Regions from separate parts of the Homo sapiens genome. Here region 1 is linked to region 2. The links are chromatin contacts, found by Hi-C or POLR2A ChIA-PET in ENCODE. All regions are on one chromosome and are shown on one strand. The core of a region is the stretch at or near the end of the contact, and the rest is flanking DNA. Distances in the headings are between cores, read along the strand shown. Region 1 holds the start of ELF3-AS1 (ELF3 antisense RNA 1). Region 2 overlaps CSRP1-AS1 (CSRP1 antisense RNA 1).

What was found. A loop is a pair of places that touch in the nucleus more often than their neighbours do. ChIA-PET counts read pairs that join two places held with the same protein, here RNA polymerase II (POLR2A). Pooled maps may share reads with other maps.
Region 1: a pooled map shows a loop between it and region 2 (2.6-fold over the local background). The contact joins the promoter of ELF3-AS1 here to the enhancer-like site in region 2. A Hi-C loop is called at or near these places in 1 of 50 pooled maps. POLR2A ChIA-PET finds 5 or more read pairs at or near these places in 5 of 52 experiments (K562, MCF 10A, WTC11 and 1 more).

The regions. Positions count from the first base shown.
Region 1 is chr1:202,007,012-202,012,170 of GRCh38, reverse strand. ELF3-AS1 (ELF3 antisense RNA 1) reads left to right here and starts at 1,818. Exons shown (of 2, transcript NR_146472.1): 1 at 1,818-2,371. It overlaps ELF3 (E74 like ETS transcription factor 3), which reads right to left and starts at 1,584. Exons shown (of 9, transcript NM_004433.5): 1 at 1,465-1,584; 2 at 872-1,042; 3 at 1-214. The coding sequence starts at 1,034. RefSeq lists enhancers at 1-684, 685-1,618, 3,345-3,986.
Region 2 is chr1:201,528,377-201,532,933 of GRCh38, reverse strand. The region is part of intron 1 of CSRP1-AS1 (CSRP1 antisense RNA 1); the gene reads right to left. The region is part of intron 1 of LOC124904484 (a long non-coding RNA gene); the gene reads left to right. Among named protein-coding and RNA genes, the nearest start is that of NAV1, 8.5 kb to the left of the region's middle. Within about 2 kb of position 1,527, at least 13 of the 41 ENCODE cell types and tissues checked have a DNase peak (open chromatin) inside an H3K27ac peak, as active enhancers do.

The DNA of each region.
Region 1 (5,159 bases), core at 569-3,068, 480 kb before region 2:
CGCAGCTGGGCATGGAGTTGGTCCCCCAGAGGCCCAAAGACCAGACGCAGCTCCTCAAGGGCACAATTGCAGAGGGTGGCGCCATCCATGTCACATCGTGAGAAGTCAATGGCGCTTGCGTCGTACTTGTTCTTCTCCACTTGGTAGCTGATCCAGTCCAGAACCTGCGTCTTCGACCAGAACTGGGGCTGTTCCCCCAACCAGCTGGCCTTCTCTGCAAGGGCCAGGCAGGGAAACAGGCTCAGCTCAGGCCACCCAGCAGACCTTACAGCCCCATTTTTTTTTTTTTTTTTGAGATGGAGTCTCACTCCTGTCACCTAGGCTGGGGTGCAATGGCACAATCTCGGCTCACAGCAACCTCCACCTCCCAGGTTCAAGCGATACTCCTGCGTCAGCCTCCCCAGTAGCTGGGATTATAGGTGCCCACCACCACGCTGGGATAAATTTTTTTTTGTATTTTTAGTAGAGACGGGGTTTCACCATGTTGGCTAGGCTGGTCTCGAACTCTTGACCTCAGGTGATCCGCTCAGCTCAGCCTCCCAAAGTGCTGGGATTACAGGCGTGAGCCACCACTCCCAGCCCACACAGCCCCATTCCTGGAGCACACTGGGGATTCACACCTCAGCCCTTGGAGCCATCCCAAGAGTAGGGGCAGGAGGTAGCATTCACAACACCCTTGTCCTGGTATCTGACACCTCCCTCTGCCTGTCACAGCCCCACAACCCCCAGCACCTCAGTCACTAAGTCTCAGCCTCTAGCCCTGGAATTTGCCTAGAGACCCTCCTCCCTGCCTATTCCCCCATTTGTCTAACAGGCCCTTAGATGGATCTGTCTCCCACTCCGTGCCCCATCCCACCCCGCTGAGACCCACCTGTACCCTCCAATGACATCTGGGGGTTGCTCAGGGTCAGTACCAAGTCATCGGCCCCAAAGGTGGCAGCAGGGGGAACAGAGGCCAGGGTGGAGTCCTCCGAGCTGTACATCGCACTGAAGTAGTTGCTAAAAATGTTGCTAATCTCACAGGTTGCAGCCATGAGGCTACCTGTGGGTAGGGGGAGAGAGGATGAGGTTGGTGAGGGGACGAGGGTCCTCTCCTTACACTCCCAGCTACTCTGCTTTGCCCAACCCTGGGCAAGAGTAGCCCCCAGGGGCAGGAAGATCAGCAACTCTGCGGACACCGTCTCTTCAAGAAGGGCTCCAAGATCTCAGACCAGGGCAGGACCACAGGAGCCTCCAGCTGGGCTTCCCTCCTCAGATCTCTGGGGCCCTGGAGCCAGACTAGCGGCGTCATGGCCATTCTGCCTTCCCAGAGACAATCTCTCTCTGTTCTTTGACCCTCAGGACACCTACGCTCTTGCTCGGAGATCCTAGACTGGAGTGTGCAGGTTCAGAACTGCAAATCCTCTGGACCCCTCTGCAGTTTCCCAAGAGCTGGGCTAGGGAATGACAGGCGGGGAATCCTACCGGAGTGGCGGAGTCCGGCTGTGGCAGGCAGGCCGGCAGGCGGGAGAGAAATCCAGTTCCGCCAGGTAGCGCTGAGGTATCTGGCCGCTGCGCTCCCCTACCCGGCTCTAAATAGAGCCTGGAGGGAGCTCCTCCCTGAGCTCAGGGCTTTATAGTGTGTCCCCTGCAGTAACCTGAGCTGGTGTCTCATTGGATGGAGGGGATTTCCTGGCCTTTAGACTGGGCTCCTGGCCCCAGGTGATTTGCATATTCAGTGCCACTTGGCCCGGATCTTAGCAGGCAGTGCTGGGAAATCAGGCCCGGCTGGTTTAATGATTGTCAGAGTCTGTCATCCCGCACCCTCTGGGGTTGGGCACGGGGCACTGGCCTGGGCAGGTGGCGGGAACGTTGCTGGGGTGGGCATCTGTGCTTTCGGCTGCCCTCTGGCCCAGGAAATTCCTCCCAGGGGCCAGGCCAGAGATGGGCCAGGCAGGGGGAGGGCAAGTGAGGGAACATGAACCCCTGGCTGACCTGAGTCAGAAAGCTGCTGGCCCCTAAATTCCAGAGATTCAGCAACAAAGAGGCCTAGTAGGGAGAGGAGTTACTAGGTTTAGGGGTTTTTCCCAGAACACCCAGGACTCTGGCCAGGGGCTGGAAGGTGCTCCAGGCTCAATGCTGGGCAATACTCATGGATTAATTGGTGCTGGCTGGGCCTGCCAGCCTAGTCGTGGCCCCAGGGTCCCCACTAAAGGGCTCCTTCTCCAGCGCCCACTCTGTTGGCAAGGTCTTCACTACCATCACCTGCCTGGACTCCATCCAAGCATCAGGGTTGCTGCAGTCGCTCCTGAAGAGACCCGGCTCTGCTTGAAAGTTCTTCCCTCAGCGCCTGCTGGAGCCCTCCCTGCCGGAGTTGCCAGAATCCACACGGGTAAGTTCATCCCTGCTCTCTGGACCCCATCTAATCTCTGGTTCACTCGGCCCAGTTTTCCAGTACCTTCTGCTGCCCTCTAGTGGTCAGAAGCCTGACTACCTGGGTCACGTCATTCAAAGAAGAGGGAATGCATAGTATTAATATATTTACCAAGCACTTTTCAACATATTCTCTCATTTAATCCTCACACCAAAAAAGTCCTGTAAGGAATGCATGGTTATTCCCATTTTATAGACATGAAAGTTGCAGTGTGGAGGGTTCCCTTAGAATGGCTTGCCCAGGCCACACAGAGTTGGTGAAGGGGTGGAGCTGAGATTCACATCCAGGTATGCAGGTGTGTTGTACACAAAACCCTCGCTCTTTCCCTGCACAGGATTCAATGTCTTCGGGCTTCAGAGTCTTCCCATCCAGCTCCATGGCCAGAGCCCTTGCCTTCCCTGTGGGCAGAGTCCCCCATGTCTGTGGTTGTCTCTATGGACTCAGCCCGAAACACAATGGATAGTGTCTTATAGACCCTTCTTGAGACCCTGAATGGGGTAATACAGGTGGTTGAGGCAGGAGACTTGTAGCCAGCATCTGCAACTGTGTGATCTTGGATGAGACCCTTGGAGTCTGTGCTTGTTTCCCCATCTATAAAAAATGAGGTTGTCTGAATTTAATAATCCCTAAGATCTCTTCCAGATCTAGTATTTTGTTTATTTTGTTTTGAGGTGGAGTCTCGCTCTGTCGCCCAGGTTGGAGTGCAGTGGCGTGATCTCTGCTCACTGCAACCTCTGACTCCTGGGTTCAAGCGATTCTCCTGCCTCAGCTTTCCGAGTAGCTGGGATTACAGGCGCCCGCTGCCATGCCCGGCTTTCTGTATTTTTAGTAGAGACGGGGTTTCACCATGTTAGCCAGGATGGACTCGATCTCCTGACCTCATGATCTGCCTGCCTCAGCCTCCCAAAGTGCTGGGATTACAGGCATGAGCTACTGCGCCCAGCCCATATCTAGATTTTTATGCATTTGAAATGTAGGATCCGGTGGCTCACACCTGTAATCACTGCGTCTCAAAAAAAAAAAAACAAAAACAAAAAAATGTAGGATCTGTGTGACCCCCCTCCATTAATGCACAACTTGGGGAGTTCCTGGCCACCCTCAGCCAGGGTGGGTGAAACGGTTACTCAAACAAAAGGTGACTCCACCTTCTACAGATACTTCTTTCTTTAACTCTATAGCCTGAGGACTAAGAAAGTCCTGCGCAGAGAATCTGCTTCTTACCTTACCTTCTTCCTCTCTGAAGCTCCCAGGTGCCTAGGAGAGAGTTAATGTCCAGGATCCCCCCGCCCCCCCGCCCCCGCACTGGGCCAGTGCAGGCAGGAGAGCCTGGGGCTCAGTAGGATTTTCCCCAGCCCTTCAGGGGGCCTCCCCCAAGGAGCCTGAGGCAGGCACACCCTCCACCCAGTCCCTCACCCAGGAATGTGGGAGAACCGGCTTCTAGCCCCAGGGCTGCTCACGTGCTCCCTGCCCTGAAGAGCATCTGGCTGGGGCTCCCGGGATGGCGGGGTGAACAGGAGGATGTACGAGAAAAATGAGAAGGCTGTCAGCTCCCTTGCCTTCTTGGGGCTTCCTCACCGCTGACATGGAGCTGAGATAAGGAATCCCTACAGGCTGGCAGCTTGAGATAAGTGAGAAAGACTTGGATTTGAGGTCAGTGCCTTGGAGGCATGGGGATGGGGGTGGGGAGAAGGTTCCAGGATAGTGGTGAAGAGAGCTATGGAGCAGGATGCCAGGGGCTTCCCAGTATTCTGTGATGGCAAAAACAACCCACTGGCCTCCCCTCTCCCCACAGAGCTTGCCCACACGGCAGCACAGCCTCATCTTTGGGATGGGAGAATGTCCTACAAAAGGACAGGCACATCCAGTAGTCCTGTCAGGTACCAAGGTGGTGAGTGAGGCAGGCTGCACAGCTCAGGATACCCACGCTATGTAATGGGAGACCCCACAAAGTTAGTGGAGTCACAGCACGGCTGTTAGAGGAAGGGCTTCCAGCCTTTCCTTGCACTGACCCTTCATGATTACTGGGCCTATTGGTGCTATAGGTTTTTGTACAGAGCAAGGAAAGATAGCTACTGATAAGCTAGATAAAAGGTTGGGGAGAGGGGGAGACAACTGGATAGCCCTAAAATAGTCCTTGCCAATAACATATTGCCAGGAACAGTCCTGAAAGAGCCACGGAAGCAGTTTGCTGTCAAAATGCCAGTGCCTGGAGAAGCTCTTCCGATACCGGGCCTCCAGATCCCTCACCTATGACCCACATCACCCTCTCTGATGGTGGAGCTGTGTGCCACGGGGCAGAGGCCTCTCCAGTCTACCACTTGGTCACCACTAGTCCCTTGCTCTTGCTGAGTGAAAGCAAATCGACTCATTCCCAACCCTTGTGCAGGGGAGGGAGGAAGCCTGTTCGATAACCTAAATCCGAGGACAGAGCAGAGCTGCGAACAAAGCCTGTTTCAGGGGTGCCCTGTATTTAAGAAAGGCAAATGAAACACACTAAATATTTCTTCCAACCCTCCCCTCATCCCACTCCCAAACCCAGATTGCTAACTGTTTAGGTCCCCATGTTGAGGCCAGGAAATCAGAATTTAGTGCTAAGTTCTAAAGACTTTACTGATTACCATTCAAATAGTTATCTAGGATCAAAGACAGGTGAGGCCCAGTGAAGCCTTGGGCATGGGCAGAAGGGTAGATAAAAAGTCATAAGACACTTTATTTTTATTTTTGAGACAGGGTCTCACTCTGTCAC
Region 2 (4,557 bases), core at 278-2,777:
GTGAGAGGGTGGGTGCTAGGTGTCAGCTCCGTTCAGATTTAGAGGCTGCGATGTCCACTTTGGTGAGGGTAGGGGAGGATGATAGGAGCTGGAAAAGGATGAATTGCCAAATACGACTGGAGGTAAAGGCTGTAGAGGTGAATCCAGCTGTGGTGAGAAATGGATGAGGTGGAGGTAGGCAGGTGATTCCCTGCAAGGGAGAAAGAATGGGGCTCAGATGTTGGATTTAACAGAGAATGGGAGATTTGAGGCAGTGTGGCCCAGTGGTCAGAGTGCAAGCTTTGGAGTCAGGACGGCAATCAAATCCCAGATTCACTGCATCCTAACTGTGTAACCTTGAATTCTCCTCTGGGAAACAGAAATGATCTTGATAATAGCTATGCAGTAGGGTTGCTGGGAAGATTTGATAAGATGATGGAGGTAAAGCATTGCATCCAGTGGCTGGCACAGACCCCCAAATCTTCCCCTTTTCTCTTTAATTGATTTTGTGGTTTGAGGCTCTTAAATGGCAAGAAATCATTTGCATGAATAAAGAGCCATTCTTCCAAGCACTTCCCTCCTAGTTTTCTGGGAGAGCCACTGGAAGCCAGGATTCAGAGTTCCATCCTGCAAAAGCTGAGCTGAGCTAGCCAGGAAGGAGGAGGAGCTGACTGTGGCCCAAGGGCTGGGAAGCAAGGCAGAAGGGGAGAATCCAGCCCTAATTCCCACGCTGCTGGTGCCAGTGAGGCTGACTGTGGGAAAACCTTGTCAGGGGTCACACTTTGGGATCTCTAGGAGCAAGGTGCTCTGTGAATGCTTATCTCAGATTCTCTCCACCCCTGGCCCTTTCAGTGCCCCCAGCCCAACTCCGGGGAGAGTATGAGTGACTGACAGGCCCTGCTGCAGCTGCAGCCTCCTCACTGTGGGTACAGATGTGCTCAGCAGCAGCTGTGACACGGAGCCCACACCTGTTCCCTAGATCAGCTGCTGTAACTGTACTCCTGGGAAAGCAGGCCAGGTGCTCAGGCCTTGCCAAAGCCAGGTCAGAAAGCAGGTGGAAAGTCGGGCATCTGCCTGTCATAGCAGCGGTGGAGGCTGCCTGGAAGGTCATGAGGCCCTGGGAGTCTCAGCTACAGACTGGGCTCCTCTTCCAGCCCACGCTTGTCCCCAGCTGTACGCCTCCCACAGGCCCTCTGTGGTTTCCTGACCCCCTCCCTGGGCACCACCACATTGGGGTGGGAGAGACTGAGGAGCTAGGAAGGAGGCGGGGAGTCTTGAATGGGATGCCTCTGGCCATCTGTTATTCTGGGCCTGTAAGCTGTAAAGTCAGGGGACTTGTCCTGGGAGGTGGGGGTGCCCTGGAGCTGAGCAGCAACAAGGACCGGAGGAGTCAAAGAGAACTGAGGCAGGGAGAGGCCAAGGATGAGGGTGCGTCTGGAAATGAGAGCAGGAGAGCCTCTTGCGTGGCTTTGGCTGTGGAGACCTTCGTTCCGGAGACTCTGGGCTGCCACGGGAGAATTCCACTAAGCATGTGTCGGGGGCAGGCCCGGGCAGGCGGCCGTGGGAGCGCTGCACACACTCTGCTCCAGGCCTTGGCCAGCTAAAGTGCCGCTCTGGGAGAGCCTGGATACCGGGTGAATCCAGAAATCCCAGGTCCCTGGGAAAATTTCAACAAGGCAACTCTGACACGCGTCCTCTGACACCCAGACCGACACAATATATTGCTCACGCCAATACACATAAAAACCTCCCGATAGAAAACCAGATGGTGAGTTGGCATTGCTGATGTCTGGATTCTACACCCACACCCCACATAGTGCTTATAAAGAACACACCCTCCACTCATCCAGCCCACCCCACTTTCAGGGAGAGGAATCTTGAGCCTGCGATGCTCATAATGATGCTAACGCCTCAATGGAACGGTGCTCGCCAATTTCCCCAGTATCTCTGACAGTGCCGTGCCAGAAGAAACAGCACATGTGGCAAGCAGCTCCCGGCCAGATGTGGGACACTGCTGACCCCTGCTGGCGCTTTTCTCTCCACGCCAACCAGGGAGAGCCCCAGGGAGAATGCAGTATTGGAAAAACCTTGCAATCTGTCTGGGAGGGGTAGGAAGAAATACCCCAGCTCAGAATCTCCTCATCTGGAGTGCCTTTGACGAGACTAAGATGAAATTACAGTAAACCCAGACTGAGTTTCTGGGAGGAGTGAGACAGACTAATAGTATGTCCCCCTTCAGCCTTTGTGGCCTGGAAAACCCTGCTGCCAATCCCCTTGAAACTAAATTGGGAAACCATTAGCAACACTCCTTTAGCCAAGCTCAACCTTTAGGAGGAAAAAAAAAAGTAAGAAAGAAAGAAAAAGAAAAGAAAAGAAAAGAAAAAAAACACCATCCACAAGTAGCCCAAGATTTTCCAGTTACAATCAACCCCTTCCTTACCCACCCCCTGTCCTGCCCCAACGCCTTGCAGAGTCTTTGTGAAGTTTTAGCTTAATTTATTGTGGGTTTAATATTCCCCTTAGACTAAGATGTAATCATCATGGGTTTAATACTTTTCTTTCCATGAGAGACAGTAGCACTGTGCTCTTTGAAAAATCTTTACTAAGACCAGGTGTGGTGGCTCACGACTGTAATCCCAGCACTTTGGGAGGCCTAGGTGGGTGGATCATCTGAGGTCAGGAGTTCGAGACCAGCCTGGCCAACATGGCGAAATCCCGGCTCTACTAAAAGTACAAAAATTAGTCGGGTGTGGTGGTGGGTGCTTGTAATCCCAGTTACCTGGGAGGCTGAGGCAGGAGAATTGCTTGAACCCGGGAGACAGAGGTTGCAGTGAGCCGAGATCGTGCCACTTCACTCCAGCCTAGGTGACAAGAGTGAAACATAAAAAAAAAAAAAAATCACTTTGTACCCACAGAGACGAAGTTCAAGTCTTCCAGAATCTCTACTGGAATAGTCATAGCGACCAAAGGAGGACCAGGACTCTGATAATTCCAACAGAATTAGTATGGAAGCCCCACAGCACAGAGAAGTGTTTCCATTATTAAAACTCTTTTCTCTGTCTGGGCATGGTGGCTTGACCCTGTAATCCCAGCACTTTGGGAAGCCAAGACGGGCAGATTGCTTGCATCCAGTAGTTCGAGACCAGCCTTGGCAAGGTGACAAAACCCCATCTCTATAAGAAATACAAAATAATTAGTTCATGTCTGTGGTTCCAGCTATCCGGGAGGCTGAGGTGGGAGGATCACCTGAGCCCAGGAGGCGGAGGTTGCAGTGAGTCGAGACTGCACTACTGCACTGCACTCCAGCCTGGGCAACAGAGTGAGACCCTGTCTCAAACAACAACAACAACAACAACAACAACAACACAACCCTTTCTCTCCTTTGCACCCTACTCTAGACCCAGAGCTCTTTTTCACTTTGTTGTTAAACTCCATGAATTGTGTGTAGACCCCCTATCACTCTACAACCCATCACCATTAGGCCTCCACTCTGAACACTCCTACAAAGGCAATCATGGGCCTCTTAATAGCTAATCTAATGTACATATTCCAGTTCTCATTTTACTTGCCCTCTATAGCATCTGACATTTTAACGTCTATTCATTCATTATTTATTTTAAAATTTATTATGAACTATTTTAGGCCTGCAAAAGGTATACAGAATAATATAACAAACATATCTGTTCCATTAGTCAGGGTTCTCCAGAAAAGCAGAATCAATAGAATGTACACTATAGATAGACAGGGAGGGGATGGAGGGGGAAAGAGAGGCGGGAGGGAGAGGGAGAAATAGAGAGAGGGAGAGAGAAAGAGATTTATTATAAGGAATTGGCTCATGCAATTGTAGAAACTGACAAGTCCCAAGATCTGCAGGGTGAGTCAGCAAGCTGGAGACCTAGGAGAGTCTATAGCATGTTAGTTCCAGTCCAAAGTCTGAAGGCCTTAGAAACAGGAGGGCTGATGATGTAGTTCCCATCCAAAAGCCAGCAAGTTCAAGACCCAGGAAGAACCAGTGTTTCAGTTCAAGTCTGAAGGCAGGAAAAAGCCAATGTCCCAGTTTGAAGGCAGTTAGGCAAGAGGAATTCGCTTTTACTTAGGGGAGAGTCAGCCTTTCTCGTTCTATTTAGGCCATCAACTGATTGGATAAGGCCCACCTATATTAGAGAGGGCAATTTGCTTTACTCATTCTACTGATTTAAATGTTAATCTCAACCAAAAACACCCTCACAGAAACATCCAGAATAATATTTTACCAAATATCTGGGCATCTTTTGGCCCAGACAAGTTGACACATAAAATTTAACCATCACATCTGTAAATGCCCTGAGTTTAAGAAATAAAGCATTACGGCCGGGTGCGGTGGCTCATGCCTATAATCCCAGCACTTTGGGAGGCCAAGGCGGGCAGATCATGAGGTCAGGAGATCGAGACCATCCTGGCTAACACGGTGAAACCCCATCTCTACTAAAAATACAAAAAATTAACCAGGCGTTGTGGCAGGCACCTGTAGTCCCAGCTACTCCAGAGGCTGAGGCAGGAGAATGCCATGAACCTGGGAGGTGGAGCTTGCCGTGAGCT